Linked DNA regions of Homo sapiens: region 2 is linked to region 1. Evidence: chromatin loops called from intact Hi-C (ENCODE). Cell type or tissue: HCT116. All regions are shown on one strand. Links, peaks and the distances in the headings refer to the core of each region. The heading gives the core; the rest is flanking DNA. Region 1 has its middle 140 kb from the start of IDE. Region 2 overlaps CPEB3 (cytoplasmic polyadenylation element binding protein 3).

What was found. Peaks named below come from ENCODE experiments on the same cell type or tissue, not always from the same donor. Only the 100,000 strongest peaks of a DNase experiment are listed, where the experiment ranks them.
Region 2: it touches region 1 in a loop (5-fold over the local background); 5 of 110 quality-filtered maps call a loop at or near these places.

The regions. Positions count from the first base shown.
Region 1 is chr10:92,430,533-92,441,120 of GRCh38, reverse strand. No RefSeq gene overlaps it. Among named protein-coding and RNA genes, the nearest start is that of IDE, 140 kb to the left of the region's middle. In HCT116, for the core only: a CTCF peak has its summit at 5,925 (motif pointing right); a DNase peak (open chromatin) is centred at 5,910.
Region 2 is chr10:92,211,459-92,222,046 of GRCh38, reverse strand. The region is part of intron 2 of CPEB3 (cytoplasmic polyadenylation element binding protein 3); the gene reads left to right. It also overlaps the pseudogene NHP2P1. Among named protein-coding and RNA genes, the nearest start is that of CPEB3, 74 kb to the left of the region's middle. RefSeq lists an enhancer at 10,546-10,588. In HCT116, for the core only: a CTCF peak has its summit at 5,278; a DNase peak (open chromatin) is centred at 5,236; H3K4me3 peaks cover 330 bases; H3K27ac peaks cover 2,139 bases.

The DNA of each region.
Region 1 (10,588 bases), core at 1,563-9,562:
TCATGTCTGTAATCCCAGCACTCTGGGAGGCCGAGGTGGGCAGATCACCTGAGGTCAGGAGTTCAAGACCAGCCTGGCCAACATGGTAAAACTCTGTCTCTACTAAAAATACAAAAATCAGCCAGGCATGGTGGTGCATGCCTGTAATCCCAGCTACTCCAGAGGCTGAGAGAGGAGAATCACCTGAACCCAGGGGTAGAGGCTGCAGTGAGCCGAGATCACACCACTGCACTCCAGCCTGGGCAACAAACAGAGCGAGACTCCATCAGAAAAAAGACAAAAAAAGAAAGAAAAGAAAAGAAAGAGAGAGAGAGAAAGAGAAAGAGAGAAGGAAGGAAGGAAAGAGAGAGAAAGAACGAAAGAAGAAAGAACGAACGAATGAAAGAAAGAAAGGAAGAAAGAAAGAAAGGAAAAGAAAGAAAGAAACCAAACTATAGATTTATAACATTTTCTCAGGTAAAATGTATGCAAATTTTAAAACAAGACACATATCATTGACTAAAGATTCAATAGGCCACAGGTTGGAAACTATGGCCTGCCATGTTTTTTGTCAATGAAGTTTTTTGGACCACAGTTATGCTCATTCTTTTACATATTTATGCTTTCATGCTATAATGGCAGAGCTTAGTAGTTATGATACAGACCCTATGATCTGTGTAGGGGTGAAAAGGGTGTGATACCTTTTCTTCCCATCATAAGGGTCGCAGCAGACACTTCTATAACAAAAGAGACGGTTAACAAGAGAAAAGTGTAACAAGTTTATTTAATCATGGTTTTACATGACATGGGAGCCTTCAAAATGAAGACCCAGAGATATAGGAAAAACTGTCCATTTGTATGCTTCGATGCAATGAAGAGTGGACAGTCATGTACAACTGTGGCAAAGGGTGTGATCTAATGTAGTAGACCGAGAGGAGGAAGCCCAGCAAGACCTGTCTGTTGAGGTTCTTCTTGGTGTCTCTGTTGTAGCATTTCTTCCTCTCAGGTATGGAACAGGATCCTGGAATGGGGGTCTTATGACCTACTGTCAAGCCAGATAGGTCAGGGAATTTCTTTATGACCATCTCTAGACAGAAAGGTGGGGAGAGGTTAGAGTAATGTTTTTAGGCTTTATAACCCACTGTGGAGAAGAAGGATTCTAGTTTCCGTGGCATGCCCTGGGGGAGAAAGCGGGGAAGAGACAGGAGGGCAGGAGGAGGTCAGAGAGAGCTGCTTCTGAGGCTTTCGCTTTGAGGTAGCATTTCCTGAGTCTCAATATCCAGAAAGCCTAAATATTTACCACCTAGTGTTTTACAGAAGTTTTCCAGCCCCATCAATAGACAATCCATCACAGAGATGCCAATTGCTAAGTGCTGCTTTTCCAGCGAAGTGTCAGAGAGCTCATGTTCATCATGGGATGACCTTTCCTGCCACTTCCAGGCATATTCTTCTGGATTAAATTAGGTAGTGTCACAGTACCTGGCACATAGTTGTTTACTGAGCTTTATGTTTATGAGGTTATTATTCTCTGCTATGGCACACTGACTTTTAAAAACAAATTCTTACAAAATAAGAGTAACCTGAAAATTATATATATATATATATATATATATAGAGAGAGAGAGAGAGAGAGAGAGAGAGAGAGAGAGAGAGAGTGTGTGTGTGTGTGTGTGCGCGTTTAAGACAGAGTCGGGCTCTGTTGCCCAGGCTGGAGTGCAGTGACGCGATCTTGGCCCCCTGCAACCTCTGCCTCCCAGGCTCAAGCCAGCCTCCCACTTCGTCTCTCCAGTAGTTGGGACTACAGGCATGCACCACCACATCCAGCTAATTTTTGAATTTTTTGTAGAGATGGGGTCTCATTTTGTTGCCCAGGCTAGTCTCAAACTCCTGAGTTCAAGTGATCCTCCTGCCTCGGCCTCCCAAAGTATGGGGATTATAGGCATGAGCCACTGTACCCAGCCAGTATTATGTTTTTAAAGTAAATTTTTATTATATTTTAGTAATTTAATAATGTCAACACTTTGCAAAACGTTACTGTTGGTGGAACATAGTTTGGGAAGCGCCCTAGGTCCTTGCTAGTCAAAGCATGCTCGGTGGACCAGTGTGGGCATCAACTGGAGCTTGCCGCAGACTACTGGATAAAATCTACCTTTTAACAAGATCTCCAGGTGAGTCAAACATACAGTAAAGTTTGAGGAGCACTTCCAGGTACATCTCAATAATTTTATTTTATTTATTTATTTATTTTTTAGACGGAGTCTCGCTGTGTCACCCAGGCTGGAGTGCAGTGGCGCCATCTTGGCCTGCGCCCAGCCTATTTTTAAACATTTTAAAACATGTCTTTGATGCCAGGCACAGTGGCTCATGCCTGTAATCCCAGCACTTTGGGAGGCTGAGGTGGGCGGATCACCTGAGGTTGGGAGTTTGAAACCAGCCTGACCAAAGTGGAGAAATCCCATCTCTACTAAAAATGCAAAATTAGCTGGGCATGGTGGTGCATGTCTGTAATCCCAGCTACTCGGGAGGCTGAGGCAGGAGAATCGCTTAAACCTGGGTGGCGGAGGTTGTGGTGAGCCCAGATCCCACCATTGCACTCCAGACTGGGCAACAAAAGCGAAATTCTGTCTCAAAAACAACAACAACAAAAACATGTCTTTGGTACGTATCTGCATCTATTTCTGTAACAGGTGAAATTGCAAAGTCATAGGATACATGTGTGTGAGCAACTTTAGCAGATACAACTAAACAGTTTTCCAAAGTGACTATGCGAATTTACACTCTCACAGCAGGGTATGAGAGTTTCAGCTGTTTACCATCACTTGGTATTGTTAGTCTTTTTATTTTTATTTATTATTTATTTATTTATATTTATTTATTTATTTATTTTTGAGACGCAGTCTTGCTCTGTCCCCCAGGCTGGAGTGCAGTGGCGCAATCTCAGCTCACTGCAAGCTCTGCCTCGTGAGTTCATGCCATTCTCCTGCCTCAGCCTCCCGAGTAGCTGGGACTACAGGCGCCCACCACCACGCCCGGCTAATTTTTTGTATTTTCAGTAGAGACGGGATTTCACCATGTTAGCCAGGATGGTCTCGATCTCCTGACCTCGTGATCCGCCTGCCTCAGCCTCCCAAAGTGCTGGGATTACAGGCGTGAGCCACTGCACCTGGCCAGTATTTTTATTTTTTATTTTCTTTATTTTTTGGAGTCAAGCATGGTTGTAGAGGGAGACAATATTAATCAGCTTAACAACCCACAACTCTTGGACCAACTGTTAGTCTTTTAAATTTTGGCCATTCTCATGGGTGTAGTAGGTATATACACTGTGGTTTTAATTAGCATTTCTTTGCATATAATGAGCTTAAGAAACTTTTCATGTGTATTGACTTTTCAGTGTTCCCTTTTGTGAAGTCTTTCACCAATTTTTTTTTGAGACAGGGTCTCTTTCTGTCACCCAGGCTAGAGTGCAGTGATGCAGTCATAGCTCACTGCAGCCTCAAAATCCTGGGCTAAAACAATCCTCCCACCTCAGCCTTCCAAGTAGCTAGGACTACAGGTGTGTGCCATCATGCCCAGCTTATTTTATTTTATTTTTTGAGATGGAGTTTCACTCTTACTGCCCAGGCTGGAGTGCAATGGCACGATCTCGGCTCACTGCAACCTCCGTCTCCCGGGTTCAAGCGATTCTCCTGCCTCAAACTCCCGAATACCTGGGATTATAGGCATGCGCCACCACCCCCGGTGAACTTTGTATTTTCAGTAGAGATGAGGTTTCTCCATGTTGGTCAGGCTGGTCTCGAACTCCTGACCTCAGGTGATCCGCCCACCTCGGCCTCCCAAAGTGCTAGGATTACAGGCATGAGCCACTGCACCCGGCCTTTTTCTTTTCTTTTCTTTTCTTTTTTTTTTTTTTTGAGACAGAGTCTTGCTCTGTCGCCCAGGCTGGGGTGCAGTGGTGCCATTTCGGCTCACTGCAACCTCCGCCTCCCGGGTTCAAATGATTCTCCTGCCTCAGCGTCCCGAGGCAATCTCTGTAGGTAAATTATATAATCTTCCAAAGGCCCTCTTACAACTTGCAGAGAGGAAATCAAGGAGTTGCTAGCAATATGAGAAAAGTTAACACCTTGTCAACTTTTCGTATTTTTAGTAAAGATGGGGTTTCACCATGTTGGTCAGGCTGGCCTTGAACTCCTGACCTCAGATGATCCACCCGCCTCAGCCCCGCAAAGTGCTGGGATTACAGGCGTGAGCCACTGTGCCCAACCATGCCCAGCTGATTTTTTAATTTTTTTGTAGAGACAGGGGTCTTGCTATGTTGCCCAGTCTAATTTTGAACTCCTGGTCTCAAGTGATTTTGCTTGGCCTCCCAAAACGCTGGGATTACAGGCATGAGGCACTGTGCCTGGCCTCTCAGCCATTTTTTAATTGTGTTGTCAATCCTTAGTGATTTGTAGGAGTCCCATATATTTTGGGTCTGAGCTCTTTTGTTATTTTTATTATTTATCACTCTTTGGCTTGTCTTTTCACTCTTAATGGTATATATTGTACATCTTTTCTAGTTTGTTTTCAGTGAGAGGTTTCAGCACCATCTAGTCAACCACTGCCAGAGCAGAACTTGGTCTCCTATTTTAATGACTAAATTTTATTCCAGGCTGGGCATGGTGGCTCACGCCTGTAATCACAGCACTTTGGGAGGCTGAGGCAGGCAGATCACCTGAGGTCAGGAGTTCGAGACCAGCCTGACCACAATGGTGAAACCCCATTTCTACTTTTAAAAATACAAAATTTAGCCGGGCGTGATAGTGGGCTCCTGTGATCCCAGCTACTTAGGAGGCTGAGGCAGGAGAATCACTTGAACCGGGAAGCAAAAGATTGCAGTGAGCTTAGATTGCACCACTGCATTCCAGCCTGGGCAACAGAGGGAGACTTCATCTCAAAAAAAAAAAAAAAAAAAAAATTCCAATAATGCCTGCATTATGATGAAGACTGACCCATTGTCATTGGGAATTAGTTTGAGAAGCTTTTTAAGAAGATAATGAGCTGAGAAAGAATCAGATCCCGGCAAGGTAAGTTTTAATAAACGAAAAGATGGAGGGAAAAGCAAGATCTGGGTGGGCACCTGAGGCCTTCCAGGGCCCTGTGCCCTCAGGCAAATATTGGCATTCATGAGAAGAACCAGAATTAAACAAGGATATACGCAAGAAAGCAGCCAGGAAACATATATGATACCAAAAGCAGGTGGAAACCACTTCACAGTTTGGCCCAGGGACAAGTCTGATGGTGTGTGTATTTGCATGTCTCTTTGCTCAGCACATTTCTGCCTCATCATAGGGAGAGTTGCACAGAAAGCAATTTGGATTTGGGTTTAGATTTCTCATATTGCTAGCAACTCCTTGATTTCCTCTCTGCAAGTTGTAAAAGGGCCTTTGGAAGATTGTATAATTTACCTACAGAGATTGTTCTTTTTACTTTATGGCAGTCTTATAGAAGGAATGATTGTTCCAGTATTCATAACTGACTTAGAGTTTCTTCTAACTTATTGGTTTTTAACCCTAATTGCATATGAAAGTTGGCTACAGATCTTTTTTTTCCTGCTTCCTATCGCCCAGCTACAGATCATATATATATATATATATATATATATATATATATACACACACACACACACACATATATACACACATATATATACATATATACACATATATATACACATATATACATATATACACATATATACACACACACATATATATACACACACACATATATACACACACACACACACATATATATATATAAAATATATATCTACACTAACTGAGTTGGTGGGGATGGGGTAGAGAGGACTGGATATTGGATTGTTTGCAAGTCCTCCTCGTGATCCTTATGTGTGTTTAAGGCCAGAGAACCACTGCTGACATTGCAAAGATAAGGTTGTCCACAAGATGGAGATAAAGCACTTCTCAGTGAAAAATGCTCCACACACTCAAAACCCATTCTCTGGCTTTATGTCTACACCAACTCCAATTTATGGTTTCTTCTTTTAATTTTTTTTTTTAGACGGAGTCTTATTCTGTCACCCAGGCTGGAGTGCAATGGCGTGGTCTCGGCTCACTGCAACCTCCTCCTCCTGGGTTCAAGCGATTCTCCTGCCTCAGACTCCCAAGTAGCTGGGACTACAGGTGCCTGCCACCACACCCAGCTAATTTTTGTATTTTTAGTAGAGACGGGTTTTCACTATGTTGGCCAGGCTGGTCTCAAACTCCTGACCTCGTGATCCGCCCACCTCGGTCTCCCAAAGTGCTGGGATTACAGGCGTGAGCCACTGTGCCCAGCCCTTAATTTTTTTTTTTTTTTTTAGAGACAAGATCTTTTTCTGTCTCCCAGGATGGAGTGCAGTGGTTCCATCATAGCTCACTGCAGCCTGGAACTCCTGGGCTCAAGTGATCCTCCAGGCTCAGCTTCTCGAGTAGCTAGGACTATAGGTGCTCACCACCTTGCCTAATTTTTTATTTTTTGTAGAGGCGGGGTCTCACTATGTTGCCCAGGCTGGTTTTGAACTCCTGTCCTCAAGCCATCCTCCCATCCTGGCCTCCCAAATTGCTGGGATTATAGGCATGAGCCATGGAACCTGGCTGACTCCAATTTATGTAATGTGCCAAGCGGGGACAAACGTGGGAAGATAGGTAACATTACCTTTGGTGCTGTTGCTTGCCAGTCAAAGAAATTTTTGCCACCTCAGAGGAAAAGACCAGGAACTAACTTTAAAAATGACAGCCAGGGCTGGATATGGTGGCTCATGCCTGAAATCCCAGCACTTTGGGAGACTGAAACAGAAGGCTCGCTCGAGCCCAGGAGTCCAAGACCAGCCTGGACGACATAGGGAGACCTCATTTCTATAAAAAATAAAAATAAAAAAATTAGCCAGGCATGATGGCTCTTACCTGTAGTCCCAGCTACTCTGGAGGCTGAGGTGGGAGGATCACTTGAGCCCAGGAGGTCAAGGCTGCAGTGAGCCATGATCATGTCACTGCACTCCAGCCTGGGCGACAGGCAGACGGAGATCCTGTTTCTAAATAAATAAATAAATAAAATAATAAAGTAAAATAAAAATGACAGCCAGGTGTGGTGGCTCATGCCTGTAATACCAGCAACTCAAGAGGCTGAGGCAGGAAGACTGCTTGAGCCCAGGAATTTGAGGTTGCTGTGAGCTATAATTGTGCCTCTGTACTCCAGACTGGGCAACAGAGCAATACCCCATCTCATAAAAAAAAAAAAAAAAGAAAGAAAGAAAAATGACACATGGCTAAAAATATCTCTTATTTGGCTGGGCGTGGTGGCTCACACCTGTAATCCTAGCACTTTGGGAGGCCGAGGTGGGCAGATCACTTGAGGTCAGGAGTTCAAAACCAGCTTGGCCATCATCGTGAAACCCCATCTCTACTAAAAATACAAAAATTATCTGGGCGTGGTGGTGCGTGCCGGTAATCCCAGCTACTTGAGAGGCTGAGGCAGGAAAATCGCTTGAACCCGGGAGGCAGAGGTTGCAGTGAGCTGAGATTGTGCCACCGCACTCCAGCCTGGGTGACCGAGCGAGACTCCATCTCAAAAAAGAAAAAAAAAAAACTCTTATTCACCCAATTACCTGAATTAGAATCTAGAAATATTTTCAATCCTTTTCCTAGTTCACTTTGATAAAATAGACCATATAAACTGACACCAAAACTGAAAATAAGAAAGGAGTGTAATATTGTTCATATTTTATGGAGTGGAAATTTTTGAAATGAGATCATTCTGTAAATTATGTAGATAGAAATCAACATCTGCACAAGTAAATTAGCGTAAGATGTGTTGCTCACAGGATTTTAGGAAATATGCAGATGCAATAATGTGATTTCTATTTTTTTCTTAAGTCTGAAGTACTTGATTGGTAGCTCCCAATCATTTCTCCCATCTCACTTGTCTAGCTCTGTCACAGAAGCTGTAAAAGCTACAAACTCCGTCTCTCTGTTCCCTTGTAGGGAGAGATGGTCAATGAGATCTAAGTGAAATCACTAAGGAGGGCTTCCCTTCCTGAATAAAATGACAATACCTCAGTACAAGAAGTGTCTTTTTCCCTTGTCCCTCCACCCCCGAATTCTTGCTACCATCTTCCTGGGGACATGAAACTTAGAAGTGGAGCAGCCACCACTGGCCATGAGATGACAAGTGTGAGGACAAAAGCCACTGTAACTAAGAAGGACAGAATGGACAGGTGAGAGCAGCCCGGATCCCTCCCTGATGGCGACTATGGGCAGCTTTTATGCTGATCAGCCTCCCGAGTAGCTGGGACTACAGGGGACTGCCTATCCCTGCACTTGCTATGAGGGGAAAAGCCACTGTTGATCAGGCTTCCTGTTGTTCTCCGATGTTGTTAGGGCAGGAACACTTGGCAGATTTCCTGGTATTTACAATTAGACACTTAATAAATGGAGGAATTTATCCCTTACTGAACATCACTGAGAAGTTGCTATGTTGGCATATAGAACATAAATATATTTACTTATTTATTTTTATTTATTTTTGCGGGAGACCGGAGTTTTATTACTCAAACCAGTCTCCCATAAATATATTTATAATGTTGATTTTAGACATTATCCTTTCTAAAGAGACCCTGTGGGCTTTAGACAAAGCTAAGACTTGAGAAGCTCAAGTTCCTTTGTTGTTGTTGTTATTTCTAAAAAGTATGTATTAAATGCCTAATTGTAAATACCAAGAAATCTGCCAAGTGTTCCTGCCCTAACAACATTTTCTGAGCCAAAATGCACAGTTTGGGTTTGGCATGGTCGCTCACACCTGTAATTCCAGCACTTTGGGAGGCCAAGGTGGGAAGCCAGGAGTTCAAAACCAGCCTGGGCAGCATAGTGAGACCCTGATTCTATATAAAACAAAGAAAAAGAAAACAAAATGCATAGTTTGACATATCAAATGAATATTTTCAACAGAACTGTGCTAGATAATCCAGACTGTCCATGGCTCTACCTGACACAGCCTATGATTTCTTCAGGGTAAGCACCAGATCAGGACACATACATCACTGCTATGGCCGAACACACAGACAATGACACAGAAACAATAAACCAAATAGCAACAGACAACAAGGTGTTTGCATCAAGATAAGCCTAATTTGGGTAAGGCATGGTGGTTCACACCTGTAATCCCAGCACTTTGGAAGGCTGAGGTAGTCAGATGGTTTGAGCCCAGAAGGTCAAGACCAGCCTGGGCAACATGGCAAGGCCCTGTCTGTACAAAAAATATAAACATTAGCCGGGCATGGTGGCACGTGTCTGTTGTCCCAGCTACTTGAGAGGCTGAGATGGGAGGATTGATTCAGTCTGGTAAGTCAAGGCTGCAGTGAGCCATGATCTTGCCACTGCACTCCAGCCTGGGCGACAGAGTGAGAACTGGTTTCAAAAATAAATAAATAGGCCGGGCGTGGTGGCTCATGTCTATAATCCCAGCACTTTGGGAGGCTGAGGAGGGCAGATTACGAGGTCAGGCATTCCAGACCAGCCTGGCCAACATGGTAAAACCCCGTCTCTACTAAAAATACAAAAATTAGCCAGGTGTGGTGGTGCGTGCCTGTAATCCCAGCTACTCAGGAGGCTGAGGCAGGAGAATCACTTGAACCCAGGAGGTGGAGGTTGCAGTGAGCCGAGATCGTGCCACTGCACTCCAGCCTGGGTGACAGAGCGAGACTTCATCTCAAAAAAGAAAGAAAGATGAAAGAAAAAGAGAAAAGAAAGAAGGAAGGAAGGGAGGGAGGGAAGAAAGGGAGGGAAGGGAAGGAAGGGAAGGAGAGGAAGGAAGGGGAGGAAGGAAGGGAAGGAAAGGAAAGGAAGGAAAGGAAGAAAGGAAAAAGAGGAAAGAAAGGAAAGAGACCTAAGTTGATTTTAAGAGTAAACAACAAGGCATCTAATTGGAAAAAGAACTGGGAACGAGTAAGAGTTCCACATTTTGATTCAGCAGAGTGGTAATTTGCTATTCAGGGGTCAGAATATTCAGGATAGTTGCTATTCTGTGGTCTGCAGCAAAAGGATTTAATGGAAGAGGATTTCCGTGAATTCACTGGCTGTTTAAGGAATTGGAGAAAACTGAGTTGGCAAATGGAGAAAAGATATTATAGGCACATGATGTCACCTTGGAAAAGGTCATGAAGGCAAAGGCAGGCCCTCCCTGGAGCACAACATAGTAATGTGTCCCCTGGGGCTGTGTCATATGCCATCCCTGTAAGCAGCGCAGGGGAAAGTGAAGTGCACTTGGATAAGGCAGAGGTGATTGACTAAGAAGTAGGAGGAAGTAAATGACATTAAATGTTGAACTTCATTGGGGTCTGCTCCTACACATTTCTTTCTTGCTTTTATTTTATGACATGCTGTTAACTCTCAACTTTCTTTTTTTTTTTCTTTTTTTTTTTAAGTTGGAGTTTCGCTCTTGTTGCCCAGGCTGGAGTGCAATGGTGCAATCTCGGCTTACCCCACAACCTCCGCCTCCAGGGTTCAAGCAATTCTCCTGCCTCAGCCTCCCGAGTAGATGGGATTACAGGCATGCACCACCATGCCTGCTAATT
Region 2 (10,588 bases), core at 774-8,773, 220 kb after region 1:
TCAGGTAAGTGAACGTCTTCGATGGGGTAATTTATAAATAATAGAAATTTTAATACTTCTCACAATTATAGAGGCTAGAAAGTCCAAGATAAAGGCACTAGCTGATTCATTGTCTGGTAAAGGCTCGTTCTCTGCTTCATGAATGGTGCCTCTTTCTGTGTCCTCACATGGCAGAAGGGGCAAACACACACCCTTCAATCAATGTCTCTCTCTCTCTCTCCCTCTTTTAAGAGATGGGGTCTCATTGTACTGCCCATTCTGGACTTGAACTCCTGGGCTCAAGCTATCCTCCTGCCTCAGCCTTCTGTGTAGCTGGGACTACAAGCCTCTCTTTCTTATAAAAGCTCTAACCCCATTAATGAGGGCAGAGCCTCCATGACTTAATTACTTCCTCGAAGGCCCCACCTCTTAATACTATCACAATGGGGAGTAAATTTCAACATGTGCATTTTGGGGGTATACCACATTCAGACCACAGCAGCAAAGCTTCAGCTGTAGTAGATGCTTATTATATATTTGAATAAATAAATGAATTTGAGAGTTTTTATTTTTTTGAGATGGAGTCTTGCTCTGTTGTCCAGGCTGGAGTGCACTGGCGTGATCTCGTCTCACTGCAGGCTTTGCCTCTCGGGCTCAAGAGATTCTCCTGTCTCAGCCTCCCGAGTAGCTGGGATTACAGGCACCTGCCACCATGCCCAGCTATTTTTTGTATTTTTAGTACAGATGGGGTTTCATCATATTGTCCAGGGTGGTCTCGAACTCCTGACCTCAAGTGATCCACCTGCCATGGCCTCCCAAAATGCTGGGATTACAGGCACAAGTCACCACACCTGGCCTGAAAGTTTTGATTCAAGAGTGAGATGTTGTTACATTTCTGGTACAGGAGTTATAACTCAGAAATATTAACTTGACAGGTATTGCTGTTTGTTCAAATGACCTCCTCTCTTTAGGGGAACATTTCTACTCTGCATTCACTTATTTGGTGGTGTTATGACCTAAGGTCTGTTCCTACTATTGTAACCTAATGAAAGGAGTGGAAAATAGAGCTGGGGAAAGTAGTAGGAGTTGGTGATTTCTGGAGCAGAGGGGCATCTGTGAGAGGCCTAGTTCCTGGGTCTCACTGGTAGACTTTCAACTCAGAGAAGCATGCTAGACTTGTAGATTATGTACGGTTTTCTGTGTCTTTGTTTAGCTTTGTAACCAATTATCTACTACTTACAGGCTAGAATGGAAACCTAACCATCATCTGTTACTTTGTTTCTATTGGTAAACAGCCAGTTTAACAAAAGAGCATTTCGGAATGCAATTTGTTTAAGATGTTTAACATCAAGGCCTGGTAAGAACAATTGACTAGACTTTTGCCAGCTCTAAACTCTTTTTCAGCATGATGGTCTATGTATATGTAAATGAAAACAAAAGGATCCTGTCTTGTTTACTTGTTTTGGAAGGAGGTTTTTTTTTTTTTTTAACATGGCAGTTTAAGGTGTAGGTTTACCAGGTACTTCATTGCCATAGTGCTCATTTAAAAGGAAAAAAGTTATCTGGGTGGGATGGGGGTGGGGTGGGGAAGGCTTTACTATTAATGCCATCTATGGAATGGCATTATCAAAATAGTTGAATCTAGTTAAAAATCGTTGGCTCTTATGCTGCAGAAACACAATCTAAGTAATTTCAATGATTTTACAATGCTGATGAAACATTATTTTGAATATTTGCCAAATTAAACTTTGTGTTAATTTTAGACAGAACAAAGACAGATTAATTGTGCTAATACTTCAGGTGGTTACAAACTAAGACTTTTAGTGAATGGAAAGTTTTAAATTTTACTTTCATACGCATTACAAATTTAACATTTTAGAAGATTTGGGGCTGGGTGGGAGATTGATTTTTTTTTTTGAGACGGAATCTTTATTGCCTAGTCTGGAGTGCAGTGGCCCAATCTCCGCTCACCGCAACCTCCACCTCCTGGGTTCAAACATTTCTGGCTCAGCCTCCGGAGTAGCTGGGACGACAGGCATGCGCCACCACACTTGGCTAATTTTTGTATTTTTAGCAGAGATGGGGTTTTGCCACATTGGCCAGGCTGGTATCGAACTCCTGACCTCAGGTGATCTGCCCACTTCAGCCTCCCAAAGTGTTGGGATTACAGGCGTGAGCCACCATGCCCGGCCTGGAGATTGACTTTTATCATATTTTGATCTAGAATTTCTCAACATTTCAAAGATATGAGCTCATCAGAAGGTAATAAAATTATTTAGTTAACATTTTAGAGCTTACTGCCTGTTTTCTGCTTATTTGCCAGTGTAGATGATTCATTTTACCTATTAACTCTGGTGTGATCTAGAATATGAAATGTTATTCCAGAGTAGCTATTTTAAGGTAGGTGAATCATGCAGGTATAACACAAGGTTTTCATTTTAAAATGTAACGGGATATCTGATATTCTGCGTTAGGCTGAGATTCGTTATATGTGAAAAGTAGAAAACAGCTTTTAGGAAATTATAGCTTAAGGTCAAAAATTCAAGGCCTGTGGTTAGGATTAAAGGCAGAAAAATCTCTTGATAGTGAATTTATTCCTTCACATTGTGAGGTATAATGGAAGGTTGAAGCATACAAGGGGGTTGAGGTGACATATTCTGTTAGTGGGACATAAATAATAGAGAATGTATTGAATACTGAGACATCAAAGGACACTGAAAGACAGTGAAGATTTCAGCAAAGAGGACAAAGCTGGGTAAAAGGATGCTTCAGCTTTTGTTACAATAATTAAATATTTAAAAGGGCAGCCATTTTATACAGTCCAAGAAGTTAAGCAATTGCCCATTTTATATTCCAGTTTTATTCAAGCAAGCCATAGGCAAGCAAGCTGATATTAGGAATTTATATTAAGAATTTTCTTCTAGGGGTGTCATAAGCAAGTTCAAAACCGAATCTTTTAATCTCTTGGGGCATGATCATAATATTCATGATGCCCCGAAGACACTTCGTTTGTTCTAAACCATCAAAGAAAGTGTGTTCAACATAATTTGCATTGCACATATTATTAATAATCTGGACTGATGGCTTTTTACAGTAGTCAGTATTATAAAAAGATATATAGAAAAGTTATGCACTATAGGTCTATGTTCACCTGAGCCTTAGGAAGTCGAGGCTGCAGCGAGCTGTGATCATACCACTGCGCTCCAGCCTGGGTGGCAGATTTGAGACCCTGTCTGAAAAGAGAAAAAAAAAAAGAAAAGGTGGGGAAGTGGAACTGCTGTGAGGTCAGGACCTGGAGTGAATGAGAGCATCTCTTCATGCTATAGAGCACCCTATGACAATCTCTATTGTTCTTACTCTATAGGTTTCACAAAAGGTCTTTGTTTGACAGTTTATGTTGGCCTACTGTGGGTAGTTCACTTGTGGGTAGGCTGGAGAACAGGATCTATGCTTGTAATGGTTTTCATTAAAACACAGACCCATGTCTCAATTTTTTATATACCTAGGCATACACATATGCACATATATCCATGCATCCTGTAAGATTGAGTAGGAGACATTTTCAATTGGCCATGTAATGGCAAAGTCGTATCAGTGATCTAAAAGTCAAAATTTCTCTTTGATTTTGTTTTTGGTGTTTGTTTGTCTGTTTGTTTGTTTTGAGATGGAATCTTGCTCTGTAGCACAGGCTGGAGTGCAGTGGCGCGATCTCAGCTCACTGCGACCTCCACCTCCCAGGTTCAGGCGATTCTCCTGCCTTAGCTTCCCAAGTAGCTGGGATTACAGGTGTGTGCCGCCACTCTGGGCTAATTTTTGTATTTTTAGTAGAGACGAGGTTTCACCATGTTGGTCAGGCTGGTCTCAAACTCCTGACCTCGTGATCTGCCCACCTCGGCCTCCCAAAGTGCTGGGATTACAGGTGTGAGCCACTGTGCCCGGCCTTGTTGTTGTTTTTTGAGATAGGGTCTCACTCTTTTACCCAGGCTGCAGCGTACTGATGTGTAATCACAGCTCAGTGAAGCCTTGCCTTCTTGGGATCAGGCGATCCTCCCATCTCAGCCTCCTGTGTAGCTAGGACTACAGGTGTGGACCATCATGCCCAGATAATTTTTTGTAGAAACGGGGTTTTGCCATGTTGGCCAGGCTGGTCTTGAACTCCTGGGCTCAAGCTGTTTTACTGCCTCAGTTTCACAAAGTCCTGGAATTACAGGCCTGACCTCTTTGATTTTGAAATACTGTTTTGTCAGTGGTCATTTATAATCATTTGTTGTTAAAATGAATTTATTTTTTTTTTATTATTTTTTTGAGGCGCAGTTTTGCGCTTGTTGCCCAGGCTGGAGTGCAATGGCACGATCTTGGCTCACCGCAACCTGTGCCTCCCAGGTTCAAGTGATTCTCCTGCCTCAGCCTCCTGAGTAGCTGGGATTACAGGCATGTGCCACCACGCCCAGCTAATTTTTGTATTTTTAGTAGAGACGGGGTTCCTCCATGTTGGTCATGCTGGTCTCGAACTCCTGACCTCAGGTGATCCACCCACCTTGGCCTCCCAAAGTGTTGGGATTACAGGCATGAGCCACCACGCCCAGCTTGTTAATATGAATTTAATTTGATTTCTTGAGTATTCATTGATGGTAGAGACTTGAAAAGCATGCTGGGAGTCAAAGTTGCAGAATTTATTGTGAATCATCATATTGATAAATCAATTAAATATGTTAAATTTAGATGCCACCATAGTGGTTTATATCATTAGTGCATGGCTCTCAAGTTGGGAATTTTATTCTGTGCATATATATATGTGTGTGTGTGTGTGTGTGTGTGTATATATATATATAATTTTTTTTTTTTTTTTTTTTTTTTTTTTGAGGCAGAGTCTCGCTGTGTCGCCAGGCTGGAGTGCAGTGGCATGATCTTGGCTGACCGTAACCTCCGCCTCCCAGGTTCAAGTGATTCTCTTGCCTCAGCCTCCCGAATAGCTCGGACTACAGGCGCATACCACTATGCCCAGCCAATTTTTTTTTTTTTTTTTTTAGTCTTAGCATTTACTTTCTCCACCCTACATTCTTGGAACAGCCTTTAGTTCTACAGGAAATGGCACTGATGGACAGAAGACTAGCATTACCTTCATGAAAGGGCTGTTAGAGCTGCCTGGTAAGAAGGCGTGCCTTGGGGAACTGGGAAGATGCCGTCAGTGTGGGTGGGCAGGAGGACAGCCAGTCGTCCTGCCGTCAGCCCAGTAGCTTCCAGCGGCAGGTGCCCAGGTGCTACCGGAGCTCCTCATAGGGGTAGGGGCAGGGACTGCACCTCCTCCAGGCACTCGTCGTAAGCCTCCTGGTACTCCTCGTGGGGCTTGACCATTATCACACAGGTGGGGCGCTTGGAGCCTGTGGCTGCACCCAGGTCCGTCTTAGAGGGGATATAGACATAGGGCAGATTTCGGTCCTCACACCTAACTGGGAGATGGCAGTATACCTCAATGGGCAGTGTGTCTCCTGCCAAAACCATGATCCCTTTTTCTCCTTTGTTGACAAATTTCTGAACCTCTTTCACCCCGCGCCGAATCTGCTTCTGCTTCACCGCTTTCTTAATGCATTTGTAGAGCTTCCGCTTGAGGCGGCGAGAAGCCAGGAGCTGCGCGATGGGGTTCTGGTTGACCAGCAGCTCCTGGTAGGTGCGCTCCCCGGAACACACCTCCGCCTGAGCCTCGGGCCCTTCGGGATCTGCCTTTATTTTGGTCATCGCAGCGGCCGCTGAAACCTAGTCCCAGGGAGGCTGCCCAGCCAAATTTTATGTTTTTAGTAGAGATGGGGTTTCACCATGTTGGCCAGTATGATCTTGATCTCTTGACCTTGTGATCCGTGCTCCTCGGCCTCCCAAAGTGCTGGGATTACAGGCGTGAGCCACTGCACCCAGCCATCAAAATATATATATATTTAAATGATTTTAATTCTGATGTTCTAGTTCAGGTTTCATAGGATTTAGAGAGTATCTGATATCTTCGCTTATTAAAAAAAAAAAAAATGAGCTGGGCGCGGTGGCTCAGGCCTGTAATCCCAACACTTTGGGAGGCCGAGGCAGGTGGATCATGAGGTCAGGAGATGGAGACCATCCTGGCCAACATGGTGAAACCCTGTCTCTGCTAAAAATACAAAAATTAGCTGCATGTGGTGGCACGCACCTGTAGTTCCAGCCTACTCGGGAGGCTGAGGCAAGAGAATCGCTTGAACCTGGGAGGTGGAAGTTGCAGTGAGCCGAGATCGTGCCACTGCACTCCAGCCTGGTGACAGAGTGAGACTTGTTCTCAAAAAAAAGAAAAAAAAAAAAAAAAAAAGCCAGGCGCCATGGCTCATGCCTGTAATTCCAGCACTTTGGGAGACCGAGGCAGACAGATCATGAGGTCAGGAGTTTGAGACCAGCCTGGCCAACACAGTGAAACCCCATCTCTACTAAAAATACAGATAATTAGCTGGGCGTAGTGGTGGGCGCCTGTAATCCCAGCTACTCAGGAGGCAGAGGCAGGAAAATCGCTTGAACCCGGGAGGTGGAGGTTGCAGTGAGTCAAGATCACACCACTGCACTGCAGCCTGGTGACAGAGTGAGACTCCGTCTAAAAAAAAAAAGCCAGGTGCAGTGACTCATGCCTGTAATCCCAGCACTTTGGGAGGCTGTGGTGGGCGGATCAGGAGATCAGGAGTTCAAGACCAGCCTGGCCAACATGGTGAAACCCCATCTCTACTAAAAATGCGAAAAATTAGCTGGGTGTAGTGGTGGGCGCCTGTAATCCCAGCTACTTAGGAGGCAGAGGCAGGAGAATCGATTGAACCCAGGAGGTTGAAGTTGCAGTGAGCTGAGATTGCACTACTGCACTCTAGCCCGGGCAACAGAGTGAGACTCCGTCTCAAAAAAAAAAAAAAAAAAATCTTGGCTTGGCACTGTGGCTCACGTCTGTGATGCCAGCACTTTGGGTGGCCAAGGTGGGTGGATCACTTGAGGTCAGGAGTTTGAGACTAGCCTGGCCAACATGGCAAAACCCCGCCTCCACTAAAAATACAAAAATTAGCCAGATATGGTGGCATATGCCTGTAATTCCAGCTACTTGGGAGGCTGAGGCATGCGAATCACTTGAACCCAGGAAGCAGAGGCTGCAGTGAGCCAAGATTGCACCACTGCACTCCAGCTGGGTGACAGAGTGAGACTCTGTCTCAAAAAAAAGAAATAACAAAAAACTTTTACTGATGTTAGGAATGCTGGGAAAGTTGAAAAAAAAATTGTTAAAATAAATTTGAGCCAGGCATAGTGGCTCATGCATGTAATCCCAGCACTTTGAGAGGCCGAGGTGGGCGGATCACGTGAGGTCAGGAGTTTGAGACCAGCCTGGCCAATATGGTGAAACCTCATCTCTAGTAAAAATACAAAAAAAATTAGCCAGATGTCGTGGTGCATGCCTGTAATCCCAGCTACTTGGGGGACTGAGGCAGGAGAATCGCTTGAACCTGGGAGGCGGAGGTTACAGTGAGTTGAGATCACGCCACTGCACTCCAGCCTGCGGGACAGAGTGAGACTTCATCTTAAAAAAAAAAAATTGAGTGGTATCTTAGTTCATTTGTGTTGCTGTAACAAAAATACCACAGTTTGGGTAATTACAAAGAACAGAAATTTATTTCCTCACAGTTCTGGAGGCTGGGAAGTCCAAGATCAAAGTTGCCAGTGGGTTTGATGTCTGGTGAGGGCTCCTCTCTGCTTCCAAGATAGTGCCTTGTTGGTGCATTCTCCAAAGAGCATGCTGAGTCTTCACATGACAGAGGGATGGAAAGTCAAAAAGGGTCTAAGCTGGTTCCCTCTAACCCTTTTATAAGGCACTAATCCATGCATGAGGGTGGAGCCCTCATGACTTAATCACTTCCCAAAAGGCCCCCCACCTCTTAATATCACCACAATGGAGATTAAGTTCAAGTCATGAATTTTGGGGGACATTCAGTCCATAGCAGGTGGGATGGGTGACTATTTGGTGGAAAATGAAAATGGTTGTGTGTTACTTGAGATTAATATGTGTGCAATGGTAAAAAGTTGAAAGTTGAGTCATATGTATGGTTTTCTGTTTGGTGATTTTGGGGATAAATTTGGCTTTTTAGAAGTATGGCTTATATTTCTGTAATTCTGGAGTTTAAATGTGACCATGAATTGCAGTCAAAATGGCAGGGTATAATTCACTTTGTGCTGGGGAGATTTGGTGGACTTCAACTAATTTGCCATATTATAATTAGCTCTAGACTAGGAGATTTACCCTAGTTGTTGGGCTTTAACATAGTGTTCTACTGAGTCCTGAGACTGTTGGAAAAAGTAGTGGAGATGGCCATGTTTGTTTTGTGTTTCATTTAAAATCTGCTTTAAAGACCCAGTCAGGAGTTAAGTGTCAAATCATAAAAATAGTAAGGTTCTACAAAGTCTAAAAATTTAGGACATGTTTATAGCCTGTTCTTAAGATTCCAGCTTCAATGAAATTGATATATTATGCCTGTTGTTTCTACATTAATCTTATGTTCTCCTACTCTACCATTCCAGGAACCGAAATAAGGTAGATTGCTACAAGTATGGATTTTAATTTTGGTAATTTAAATCATTAGACAGAACAACTTATTTATAAATTACCCTTTTCAAACCGATCATCATTGTTTCTGTTTGTTAAACTTAATGAATCTCCAACACAACTTATTTCACTTTACAATTCTTATTCATTGACTTTTGTTAAAGCCCCATGTAAACACCACTAGGGAAATCTGTTAATTATATGAAACTGAGTTTCCTAAACTTGCTGAGCAAGCACTACCTTGACAGAGCCTCAGGAGTATCTTAGAAGAAGGAGTGTCTTAGGATGGGAGAAGTTAGGGTACTTAATAAGGTTTTGGGGCCTGGGGTTACTCATAATGTGGTTTTAGGGCAGAAGTAAACAAGATTTGGGTGGGGATTGGTAAAATGTATAAACTGGCCTAGTTGCTGAAACTTCGGAATGCAGGAATTTAAGCAGAGTTACCATGAACTCTGTCTATAGCAGTGCTGTCCAAAGAAATAGACTGCAAGCTACATAGATCATTTTAAATTTTCTAGTGGCACATTTGAAAAGTAAAAAGAAACACTTGAAATTTTTTAAATTTTATTTATTTTTTGTAGAGATGGGGTCTTGCTATGTTGCCCAGGCTGGTCTGGAACTTCTGGCTTTAAGTGATCATCTCACCTTGGCCTCCCAAAGTGCTGGGATTATAGGTGTGAGCCACCATGCTTGGCTGAAATTAATTTTACTAATATATTTTATTTAACCTCTATATGTGAAATGTTATTTCAACACATGATCAATACAAAAATTATTAATGAGATGTTTTACTTTTTTTTGTACTAAGTCTTTGAAATCCGGTGGGTACTTTACAAATACAGCACATCTCAGTTTATTCTAGCGACATTTCAAGTGCTCAATAGCCACATGTGGTTAGTGGCTACTATATTGGACAATGAGGATATATTGTTTTAGGCTGGGCAAAGTGGCTCACACCTGTAATCCCAGCACTTTGGGAGACCGAGGTGAGTGGATCACCTGAGGTCAGGAGTTTGAGACCAGCCTGGCCAACATGGTGAAACCCCATCTCTATTAAAAACACAAAAATTAGCTGGGCAGTGGTGAGTGCCTGTAATCCCAGCTACTTGGGAGGCTGAGGCAGGAGAATTGGTTGAACCTGGGAAGTGGAGGTTGCAGTGAGCTGAAGTTGCACCACTGTACAACTGTCTTGTTGTACACTGTCTTGTTGTACCACTGTCTTGTTGCCTGGGCAACAAGAGTGAAACTCCATCTCAAAAAAAAAAAAAAAAAAGAATTTATTGTCTTAAAACATATATGTTGGAGCTGGGCACGGTGGCTCCTGCCTATAATCCTGGCACTTTGGGAGGCCAAGGTGAGCACATCACTTGAGGTCAGGAGTTCAAAACCAGCCTGGCCAACATAGTGAAACCCCGTCTCTACTAAAAGTACAAAAAATAAAAATAAAAAATTAACCAGGAGTGGTGGCGGGTGCCTGTAATCCCAGCTTCTTGGAAGGCTGAGGCAGGAGAATTGCTTGAACCCTGGAGGTGGAGGTTGCAGTGAGTCGAGATGGCACCACTGCACTCCAGCCTGGGCAACAAAGTGAAACTCCGTCTCAAAAAAAGAAAAAGATATATGATCTTAGAACATATATGTTTGAGCTGGGCGCAGTGGCTCATGCCCATAATTCTAGCACTTTGGGAGGCTGAGGTGGGCGGATCACTTGAGGTCAGGAGTTCAAAACCAGCCTAGCCAACATAGTGAAACCCGGTCTCTACTAAAAATACACACAAAAAAATTAACCTGGTGTGGTGGCGGGCTCCTGTAATCCCAGCTACTTGGGAGGCTGAGGCAGGAGAATTGCTTGAACCTGAGAGGCAGAGGTTGCAGTGAGCCAAGATCGCGCCACTGCACGCCAGCCTGGGCAACAGAGCGAGACTCTGTCTCAAAAAAAAAAAAAAAAAATTATGATATATGTTTGAATGAGCTGTTGTTTAAAACAATTTGAGCTTAGATAGTTTGTGTTCCGTGTCATGATTTGGC